Linked DNA regions of Homo sapiens: region 2 is linked to region 1. Evidence: read pairs that join two places in POLR2A ChIA-PET (ENCODE). Cell type or tissue: Panc1. All regions are shown on one strand. Each heading gives the region's core, and the rest is flanking DNA. Links, peaks and the distances in the headings are about the cores only.

The links. ChIA-PET counts read pairs that join two places held together with the same protein. Peaks named below come from ENCODE experiments on the same cell type or tissue, not always from the same donor. Only the 100,000 strongest peaks of a DNase experiment are listed, where the experiment ranks them.
Region 2: POLR2A ChIA-PET joins it to region 1 with 8 read pairs; 2 of 35 experiments call an interaction of 5 or more read pairs at or near these places.

What each region holds. Positions count from the first base shown.
Region 1 is chr17:17,050,824-17,056,195 of GRCh38, reverse strand. The region is part of intron 1 of MPRIP (myosin phosphatase Rho interacting protein); the gene reads right to left. Among named protein-coding and RNA genes, the nearest start is that of MPRIP, 11 kb to the right of the region's middle. RefSeq lists an enhancer at 1-232. In Panc1, for the core only: no CTCF peak of the experiment used is centred there; no DNase peak of the experiment used is centred there; H3K27ac peaks cover 312 bases.
Region 2 is chr17:16,581,823-16,587,194 of GRCh38, reverse strand. No RefSeq gene overlaps it. Among named protein-coding and RNA genes, the nearest start is that of ZNF287, 15 kb to the right of the region's middle. In Panc1, for the core only: a CTCF peak has its summit at 2,786 (motif pointing left); a DNase peak (open chromatin) is centred at 2,764; H3K4me3 peaks cover 825 bases; H3K27ac peaks cover 409 bases.

The DNA of each region.
Region 1 (5,372 bases), core at 297-5,296:
GAGCAAAAAAAGGGCAGGAAAGCTAAATGAGGTCAGCCCCACCCTTCCCCGCACATGCCAAGGTGGTCAGCCCCGCTCCTGGACACTAGGGGCCAAGGGGGCCACACACAGCCAGACATTGATGGTCTCAAGGCCAAGCTCAGTCCTCTCGAGTCATGTGGAGACAGGGAAGGCCTGGAGTCCCACAGCTGGGTTTCCTCCCGGCTTTGCCACCAGAGGAGCTGCTCTAGGCATATTATACTACCTCTCTCTACCCTTCTCTTAACTCCGCCTTCTGAGACTGCTGGAAATATAAATGAGCTAATAGTGGCCTGGCACATGGCAATTCCTGTCAGCTATGAATACCACCAACAGCGCCACAAAACAATGCCAGGGCAGGCCACCCTTCAGCAATTTCCGTATAGGAAAACCTCCACACCATAGAAGGCCAGGTGCTAGCTGGCCGGGCCCCCTAGGAAGAGGACTCCTAAGCTCCCAGGCTCACGGGGTTTCCAGGCGGGAAGGGAGATGTGGAATTGAGAAGTAGTGGGCTGTCTGCCGAGGTGACATCTGCCTATTAGAAGAGCTCGTTCTCAGGCTCAAAAGAAGAGACTCCTCCTGTTTAGATCTCATAGAAGGGTCCCCTCAGCAGAGGTGCCTTTCCCTGCAAGGGTGAATGACTTGTAAAGGCTGGGGGTAGGGTGGACAGAGAGGCTGGAAGGACCTGCCTGCCAGCTGAGGGGACCCACTCAACACTGGTGACCAGGGGGCCACGAAACGTCCTGGCCAGATCTCCCACCCACCCAGTGATTTGGGACTAGACCCGGCTCCCCAGCTCTGGGATCCTCTCTACCTTCCTTGGGCATTTCAACCAGGCCCGGCACAAGGATTTTCCTTCCCAGACAACTGCAAGGCAGTTGCTCCATGGATACGAGTGGGATAAGCATGGCTTCTCTTAATCTTCTCCCACACTGCCCATGGCAACTCATACACCCATCAAAGAAATTCCTAAAATTGGGATCTGCTCTGCCCTTCATGGGACCTGCATGACTTCTCTGGGCTTGACAGGGGCACAGAAGTGGCCTCTAACATTAAATCCTAAGCTGATGAAGCCTGGCCCCTTCACTTCCTACCCTCTAAAAAAAAAAGAAATTTTTTTTTTTTTTTGATACAGGGTCTCGTTCTATTACCCAGGTTGGAGTGCAGTGGCGTGATCTCAGCACACTGCAACCTCCACCTCCTGCCTCAGGCAATCCTTCTACCTCAGCCTCCCAAGTAGCTGGGACCACAGGCATGTGCCACCAAGCTTGGCTATGTTTTTTACTTTTTTGTAGAGACAGGGTTTCCCTGTCTTGCCCAGGCTGATCTCGAACTCCTGGGCTCAAGCAATCTGCCCACCTTGGCCTCCCAAAGTTCCGGGATAACAGGTGTGAGCCGCAGCACCTGACCTAAAAATTCTTAAAATCAGTTCAGTCCTTACACAGCAGGTCCTCAAATAATGCCATTTCATTCAACATTGATTTGTTATAACAATGTTGAGGAAAAAAAAAAAAGAATTCCTGCACCCACTGCCTGTGTGGAGTTTGTGTGCTCTCACGACTCCGTGGGTTTTCTCTGTACTCTGCTTTCTTTCACATCTCAGAGATGTGCACATTCAGTGAACTGGACATCTAAGTGGTCCCAGTCTGAGCAGGTGTGGGTGCAAGTGTGTCCTGTGATGGAACGGCGTCCTGTCCAGGCTTTGTGCCCTGGGAGAGGCTCCAGCTACCGGTGACATTGAACTGGAATAAGCAAGCTGGAAAACGCATGAATGAATACAGGTAACTGCCTACTAAAAAGTCATCAAGTCTACGATAATCACACAAACACATGACAATAAACTATGCAGTAAGAAGCACTCAGCCAGCCCACCGCTTTTGTCCTTGTTTTTGAACTTCCTGGTGGTAGGAGGTATGCCTTACAATTTTCACTTTGCAGACATTTATTCCTTGATTTAACCTACCACCATGACTGTCATCACTCACTGTCATCACTCACCAAAACTTGTATAGATAATGATCTTACTTGTTTTTATTCATCTTCCTGAAATGTATATAATAGCTCACATGTATTTCCATGTTTAATATTAGAAATACTTTGGATCTTTATTTAGAAGTTTGGTTAATTTTTATAACCTGAAATATGCCGTAGAAACTTAAATCCTGTTTATATCAATTAGCTTATGATAAAATTGGTTTGGTTGTGTGTTGTTATGCTTACAGTAGCAGTTTCCAAGAGCCCATCAATGACGGTGAGGACTTACTGTACTTACACATTCTGAAAAATCAAACACACACAAGGCAAACTGACTACTTCCTTCCAGTCCTCAAGGGGCTGACATAAGAAAGCTGCTAGGGTGGTGCAGAGCAGCTCAGTGGGAGAGGAGACAGCCTGAGCATCTGTTTAATGGGCATGGGCCTGAGCTTCTGTTTAATGGGCATGGGACAGACAGAAACAGGTTTGAGGGCCAGCTTGCCCACAAAATCACAGTGGAAGGTCCCCTCCCTGGGCTGTTTTCTCTGCAGTAACCTAAGAGGGATGGGGACCTGGTGCTCCCCGCACTGCCCCTGCCCCATCTCGCCCATGGCCTGGCCCATGGTGGACATTCAAGAGCAGATGGGCCAGCATGCTAAGTGAGAGCTTCCCAAGGGCAAGATCCGTGTCCCACACACAGCTCCATACTACATGGTTTATTGCTGATAAAACGGACCCCATTTACTAAGCACCCACCATATAACCCAGTATTTACAAACTCTGCCCTTGCCACAGATCCTGCGGTTGCTGAGGACTTTGGAAGCATCTTCCTGCATCCTCATCAGGACCCAAAGCCATGGGTACTATTATTATAACCCCCCAGTTTTCAGATGAGGGGCATAGATGCTTCAGCTCTAAGTAACTTGCTCCATTAGCATGGAAAATGGAGCTAGAATGGAAACTCAAATCTGGGCTCGCCACCATTCCAATTCCCTTGCCTGGGCGCACTGAAATGAAAAGTGGGACTGTGTCAGATTTCTAGGTCAGAGCAGGTCCCCAAGCAGAAGCCATGCAAATGCCCTGACCCACCCCTCCCGCGGCCCTGAGGCTCCTGAGCCTCAAGTGGCTCACCCAGTCCTGATAGTGAGGCTCTGGGTATGGCATCAGGAGACCCAGGAGACATGGCCCCTTTCTCTGGCTCAGCTGGGGCTCCCTGCAGCTGCTCCCCCTTCCCTTGGCCCCTTTATCTATGGGAAGGACCACGAGGAGGTCAGAAACCTTGTGTGGAAAGTGCGCCACGGTTGCTTGTGGGTCTGTTAAATCCAGTGCCTCAGAACCTACAGAGATCAAGGACAAAGCTATTTCCTGATTCTGAATTCCTCTTTCAGAGGAAAAAATTGTGCTTCCTGTTCAGAGCTGTGCCAAAGGTGTGGCTGCTGCCTAGGCCAGTAGCCCATGTTGGGGATGTGGGGCACCCCGAGGCTGAGGAGAGGTGAAGATCTGGGCGATGCCCTGCACAACAGCCTGCACCGTTCACACACACGCCCCACCACACACTCAAGAACTAAGGAGTCCAAGTTGGGGCAAGGCCCTGTTCCTGATAGCAAAGGTTAACACTTATTAGAGACAAGGTGGCCAAACAGGACTTTGGAAAAAATCGTGCTGGACTTCCTGTGACCTAGGCAGGTCGCTGAACCTCTGCTGAACCTCTCCAGGTCTCGGCGGCTCCATCTGCTAATTGAAGACAATCCCTCACCTGCATAATGTGGGGGAAAGGCAGGGAGGGCAGGTGCAGACAGCCCCAGCAGGTCCCTCTTCCCAGGGCTAGGAACTAGAAGTCCAGGAAACAGCTGTGATTTATTCTGCAGCACTGCAATATACCAATCTCCCTACTACCCATCTGCCCCGGGGCCAAACAAAAACACTAAGGAGTTTACAAAGCAAAGTGGCCTTCCCAAGGACAGGGAGGATGAGTCTGGAGCCAGGGTGGAGTCTGGAGCCAGGGTGGACTCTGGCACGGGAGCCTCATGGAGCTGAAATCTGTATCACGGCCCCATTGCTGAGCAGCTCAGTGACCTTGGGCAGGCCGCTCAACCACTCTGAAAACTCAGGGTCCCCTCCTCCGAGGGAGGCCTTGCTGCCACCAGCCCTGCTGGCCACCCTTGCCTGCTGAGGTCTGTGTGAAATCACGGGCTATGACACAATATAGTAGGTAGAGGTTCAAAGGATCCGGCAGGCCCATCCACTCAGAGTCTCGCTGCAAAGCAGCTCTGACACCAGGGCCACCTCTGGCACAGCATGCAACCGCCAAGCTGCGCCCAAGGGGAAGGAGCCAGAAGGGTTACAGGCTCCAGGCAAAAACCAGGCTGTGGTTTCATGTGAACTAGGATGACCCTGACTGAGAAAACCAGTGAGTGGTTTGGAAGATTTCAGTTCCAGCTTCCAGAGACAAAATGTCAGTGAATCAACCCCCTAGGTGCTCTTGCCCCCAACGGAAGTGACAATGCCTTGAGAGCTCTGGGTAGGGCATGGGGGCTCCATTCCAGAGCAGCTGTAAGACTGCCTCAATTGCTAAAACTGGAAAAAGCACAAAATCTAGGGCAGAGTTTTCGAACCTGCCCCAAATGGCCCCAGAGATGACCCAAGGCCCTCCCCCGCCACCCCGCCCCAGGATGGGAGGCCAAGCTCCAGGCTTTGGCTGCCTTGCCCAGAGCTGCACTGCTTTTGATGAAAGCTTGAAAACCATCCACCTGGTCCAACGGTGTCATTCAGCTGAGAAAGAGTGGCTTGGGGAATGAGTTTCCCAGGATAAGAGAAGAGCCCGTTTTCTTAGGTCAGATGCTTCCAAATTAGCACCCAATGATCCTCCATGTCCAGTAGTAGGATGTCTTCCCCTGTGCCTCGCTGCCACACTCTCTCCCTCTTTCAAGACTAAGTGGCAGCTTGGGAACAATTTAAACATTCTGAGTTAAATTTCTTTATTTCTGCTAAAGAACATGAGGTTGCCCAAAGAAAGGCTACTTCCCCCAGAGGCGGCAGCCAGCGTGCTTCCTGGAACATCCCTCACCACATGGGGGGCTCAGGAACTCCCCATTCCATCAGCACACTACTCTGCAAAGAGAAGGCAGGCACCCGCTTTACAGGTGGGAGACATAAGTCACCTTCCTGGGTCACCCTGCACATTTGTGTCAGGAAGAGAACATAGGCCTTGGACTATAGTCCTTCTGTGTGGCAAGGGAAAGAGAAATCAGAGGAAAAGATCAGGTAACAGGCTAGAACCCAGGGAAAAAAGCTAGGGTGCAATTACATAATACTGGAACATTGCACGTCCAGTTTAGAGGGGGATACGCCAGCCTGCCCACCACGGCCCTCACCGGCTC
Region 2 (5,372 bases), core at 290-5,289, 470 kb after region 1:
GGAAGTGAATGGCGATTGTGGAGCTCCGTGTAGAGATCACAGCTATGCTTGACAGTGGTTTTGAGAGGCCGTGTCAGATTCATGACTGGGTACTAGTGGAGCCATTATCTGAGATTAGAGATTAGAGGACAAGTCACTTTTATTTGGGGAGGAAGTTGAGGGCCTCAGTTTGAAATGTATTACATCTTAAGTGCCTATAACACGCAGAGACTGTGCCTCAAATGAAATCTAGACTGAGCTTTCAGATGTCATCACCATCAAGATAATGATGGGAGAAATTGCTGCAGCAAGTGAAGACATGCAGGAGGTTTCCAAGGCAGCTATAGTGAAAGGGGCACACGGGTGGGGACTGGGTCTCAGAATGTTCCCTGATACTCTTCAGGGGGGCTTTGCACAGGACACCAGCAAGGAGTGTTCGTGGACTAGGTTTGAAGACAGTCAGCCTGAGATGTCAGAGGAGTCTGGCAAAAGAATGATCTCAAAAGGAGGCCGTGGTCAAATTAGTCTTTGTTTGTTTGTTTGTTTTTGAGATGGACTCTTGCTTTGTCACCCAGGCTGGAGTGTGGTGGCGGGATCTCAGCTCACTGAAACCTCGCCTCCTGCGTTCAAGCGATTCTTCTGCCTCAGCCTCCCAAGTAGCTGGGACTACAGGCGCCCGCCACCATGCCCGGCTAATTTTTGTATTTTTAGTAGAGACAAGGTTTCAATATATCAGCCAGGCTGGTCTCAAACTCCCGAACTCAAGTGATCCACCCACTTCAACCTCCCAAAGTGCTGAGATTACAGGCATGAGCTACCATGCCTGGCACTACCCAGATATTTTAATCCAATGAGTATTTTAAGTCATTTTCTTGGGACTAAAACACAATTGAAACGTGACCTCTTTTGGGGAATTTGCCTTTTCCTAGGCTTCTCTGACATCTCAGCTGTGGAAACAATTTTAAGTCATTTTCTTGGGACTAAAACACAATTGAAACGTGACCTCTTTTGGGGAATTTGCCTTTTCCTAGGCTTCTCTGACATCTCAGCTGTGGAAACATGGAGTTGTTTGATTTCCACTTTTCTACATAAACCACTTCCTCCACTGAGTACCCTGAAACTGTCTGCCCTTTTTTGCCCCATGTCAAACTCCATGGAAAAGTGCACTTACTTGCACAACTTCCTCTTCCAAATAAGTGGCATGCTGCCCTGGAATCTCTGCTTCAGTTCACTCTCATAACGCCAGAAGACGGCTGTAGTGTCAGCTGTGATTTTCTGTGTTTGTACTAATTGGAGTCTGTCCACACGTGTTCTTCAGAAGTCAGGCAAAGAGATGCTTGGACAGTGTGCATGTCCGCTCTCTGACTCTTGCCCTCTGGGATTCTATGGGGATGTTTTAGTGTCTATAGAGGCAGAAGGGACTCACTTGATTGTGGCAGGGACATACAGGGTAGAGAGTGCTCAGGAATTATGAGCTGGGATTTTCCCATCTGTGTGGCACTGACAGGCAGAGCAACTGCAGTTGGACCACTTCCAGCCCAAACTAACAACACTGATCATATACCCATATATAAGTAATACATTTATATTTATATTTTTTAATGTATATATAATACAATGTATATCATATTGAATGAGGAGATACACTAGGCCAAAATCAAAAGCATTGTCGTGCAAATAGATTAGAAATTTCTATGCAACTCGCCCGGGCGTGGTGGCTCACACCTGTAATCCCAGCACTTTGGGAGGTAGAGGCGGGTGGATCACGAGGTCAGGGGTTCGAGACCAGCCTGACCAACATGGTGAAACCCCGTCTCTACTAAAAATACAAAAATTAGCTGGGCGTGGTGGCGGGCGCCTGTAATCCCAGGTACTCAGGAGGCTGAGGCAGGAGAATTGCTTGAACCCGGAAGGTGGAGGTTGCAGTGAGCCGAGATCATGCCACTGCACTCCAGCCTGGGAGACAGAGTAAGACTTTTGTCTCAAAAAAAAAAAAAAAAAAAAAATTCTGTGCAACTCATCAATATGGGATAATATTTTGAAACAAGTGGAAAATTAAATAAGCTTTCCAACAAAAAATTCTGACAAAAAAGAAGACCTGCATTGCCCTTGCTTACAACAAAGAAAAACAAAAATAAAAGTTTTTTTCTCTTGCAAAACATAATTTGCAAGTATGTTTAACGACAAACTTTTACAAGACAAGTGAATGTATTTTCCAATTTTGAAAATGAACAAAAAAGAAATGTAAAAAAAGTAATAATGTATAATCCGGGATGTTACGAGGAGATTACAGACATCCTAATTTCACCATTGGGTTGGAGATAGACACATTTTTCTTTCTTTTTTGTAGAGACGGGGTCTCGCTGTGTTGCCCAGGCTTGTCTGGAACTCCTGGGCTCAAGCGATCTTCCTCGGCTTCCCCAGGTGCAGGGGTCCCAGGCGTCAGCCCGCGCCCCGCCAGCGATAGACAAAATCAAACTGAACCTCCTCAGATGCTGAATATTCCGAAGTGGAAAGTTCGCTCAATGAACACACCTGATTTACAAAACTCAGCCACTGGCTCTGTACCATCTGTAACAACTTAAGCAATCAGTTAGAGCTGGTCCCTCCCTCCTCAGCCGTCACAGCTGTTTCCTCACAGAGGACGCGGCCCTGGATCGTCCGAAGCCGAAGCCGTGTGGCGCTTCCCGAGTGGGCTGAGAGGGAACGAAGCTGGTGTCCACTCCCAGGATGGGCGTCTGCAGCTGCAGACGGAACACGCATGCGCCTCACGCAGGGCAGAAAAGGCTTAGTCGGGCGCCCTCCTGCGGCTTCGGGGAGCTGCACAGGCACTTTGTACAGCACTCACTGTGCACGGTGATCCCGTGCCCCTCCCGGCGCCAATTCTCTGAAATTGACGCTGTCCCTTTCATGTGGGCTGATTTGCTGGCGTACATTGTTCGCAGTATTCTATTATGATCTCTTTTCTTTCTGTAACACCTATAGTAATGTTCCCACTCTCAACTCTAATTTCGTTATTTTGAAACTTCCCTCTTTTTCTTGGTCAGTCTAGGTAAATGTTTGTCAATTTTATCTTTTCAAAAAAAGAACTTTTGATTTTATGAAATCTGTCTACTGTTTTTCAATTGTCTGTTTCGTTTATCTACACTTTAATCTTTATTCTTTCTTTCCTTCTTCTAACTCCCGCAGTGGAGGGCAGGAGGCGAAGCCTAGGAGGCCACAGGGAAGGAACAGGACTTGAGATGGGACAAGTGAGGCCCTGCCTCTGCTGGGGACTGGAGAACCCCCGCTTCTACACCAGCTTCCGGTTGCATTCTACATTTTTCACCGTTACAGCGGGAATTTTCCAGAGCCCCTTTGAATTTTAAAATATGCTAAGCATCTAGCATTTCCACTGACCTTTTTTTTTTTTTTTTTTAGACAGTGTTTCTCTCTTTTTGCCCAGCTGGAGTACAATGGGTGCGATCACGGCTCACCGCAACCTCCGCTTCCCGGGTTCAAGCGATTCTCCTGCCTCATCTCCCGAGTAGCTGGGATTACAGGCGCCCGCCGCCACGCCCGGCTTATTTTTGTATTTTTAGTAGAAACGGGGTTTCACCATGTTGGCCAGGCTGGTCTCGAACTGCTGACCTCAGGTGATCCACCTTCCTTGGCCTCCCAAAATGCTGGGATTACAGGCGTGAGCCACTGTGCCCGGCAGGACCCTTCTTTTAATTAGTTCTATTAATTTACCTCCGTTTCCAACTGAAGAAATTATTGCCAGCTGAGAAACAGGTTCCAGCTGAGAAACAGGTTCCAAGACCACCATGTTTGCTTCAAGTATGAGTAACTAAAACATAAAAACAGGGTTACCTTGGCGGTAGACCCCCAGAGTTCAGGTCCTGACTCTGCCTCTACTCACTGACTTTGGCTAAGTCACGACATCTCTCTGAGCCTCCATTTCCTCATCTATAAACAAGACTAATGCCCTCAACCTATAACATAGAAGAAAATGCATTTATTGAATCAGTCTCATGACTTTGGGGACCTCACACCTCAGCACAGGCTAGAGAATATTTTGAGCCCATGTATCCTCACCTCTCAGTTATCTCGCTTTTCTTCTGGAAGGTAGCCTTGAGCCCTGGTGCTCTCAAGAGCTAGGCTAAGGCTACATCTGTCCCTTCTTGGGCCTCCATCCAATTTTATCATATGAAGTCCCCCCTGGAGTACATGCACATTGTCCTAGCCAGCTCCGGCTGCTTTAGGAAATTACCAAAGACGGGCTAGCTTAGACAATTAACATTTACTTCTCACAATCTGGAGGCTGAGAAGTCCAAGATCAAAGTGCCAGCAGATCAGGTGTCAGGTAAGTATATTCTTCCTGATTTGCAGGCAGCCATTTTCTCCTTGTATCTTCAATGGCAGAGAGGAAGGGAGGGAAAAAGAAAGAGAAGGCTCCCCTGTCCCTTCCTATAAGAACATTAATCCCATTCATAAGGTTGTCACCTCCCCAAGACCTAATCACCTCTCTAACATCATCACATTGGGGTTTAGGATTTCAACATATGAACTTAGAGGGACACACGTATTCAGTTCACAGCGTACCTAGTCCCTGAAGACAAGAACTACAGAGTGAAGGGACTGAATGACATCCTTCTTACTGGAGAAACATTGCCCTGTCCTACCCTAAAACCTTCTATTCACAGCCTTTGTGTGAGCATGAGAGGATTTTCGTTATCACACCTTTGTGTTGTTTTTATGAACTAAGGGTCTCATCAAAATTTTTCCCATATAGGCTCTGCTGTCCATTACTTAAGGAATGTTTAATGTTTTTCAAAATTGTCTAATTTCCTTAATAAAATATTTGCATATACAGTATCTTGTTAATGTATCTTTAAGTGTTTATTTTTGTTTTCATTCCTTTATTTTTATTATTATTTTTTTTGAGACAGTCTCTCTCTGTCGCTAGGCTGGAGTGCAGTGGCACGATCTCGGCTCGTGCAACCTCCGCCTCCCGGGTTCAAGCAATTTTCCTGCCTCAGCATCCAATTAGCTGGGACTACAGGCATGTGCCACCACGCCCAGCTAATTTTTGTATTTTTGGTAGAGATGGGGTTTCACCATGTTGGCCAGGATGGTCTTGATCTCTTGATCTTGTGATCTGCCCACCTCAGCCTCCCAAAGTGTTAGGATTACAGGCGTGAGCCACCACGCCTGGTCTGTTTTCATTCCTTAACTTTTCCTTTTTGAATATAAGATTGAAATTATTTCCCAGGAAAATTTAAAGAGCGAAAAAATTAAGGCACCTAAGAACGCATTATGAAGATATTATGCACTGTAGACTTTGCAAGAATCAGAATAGTACAAAGAACATCAATATACTCCATACCTAGATTCACATATTTTTAATATTT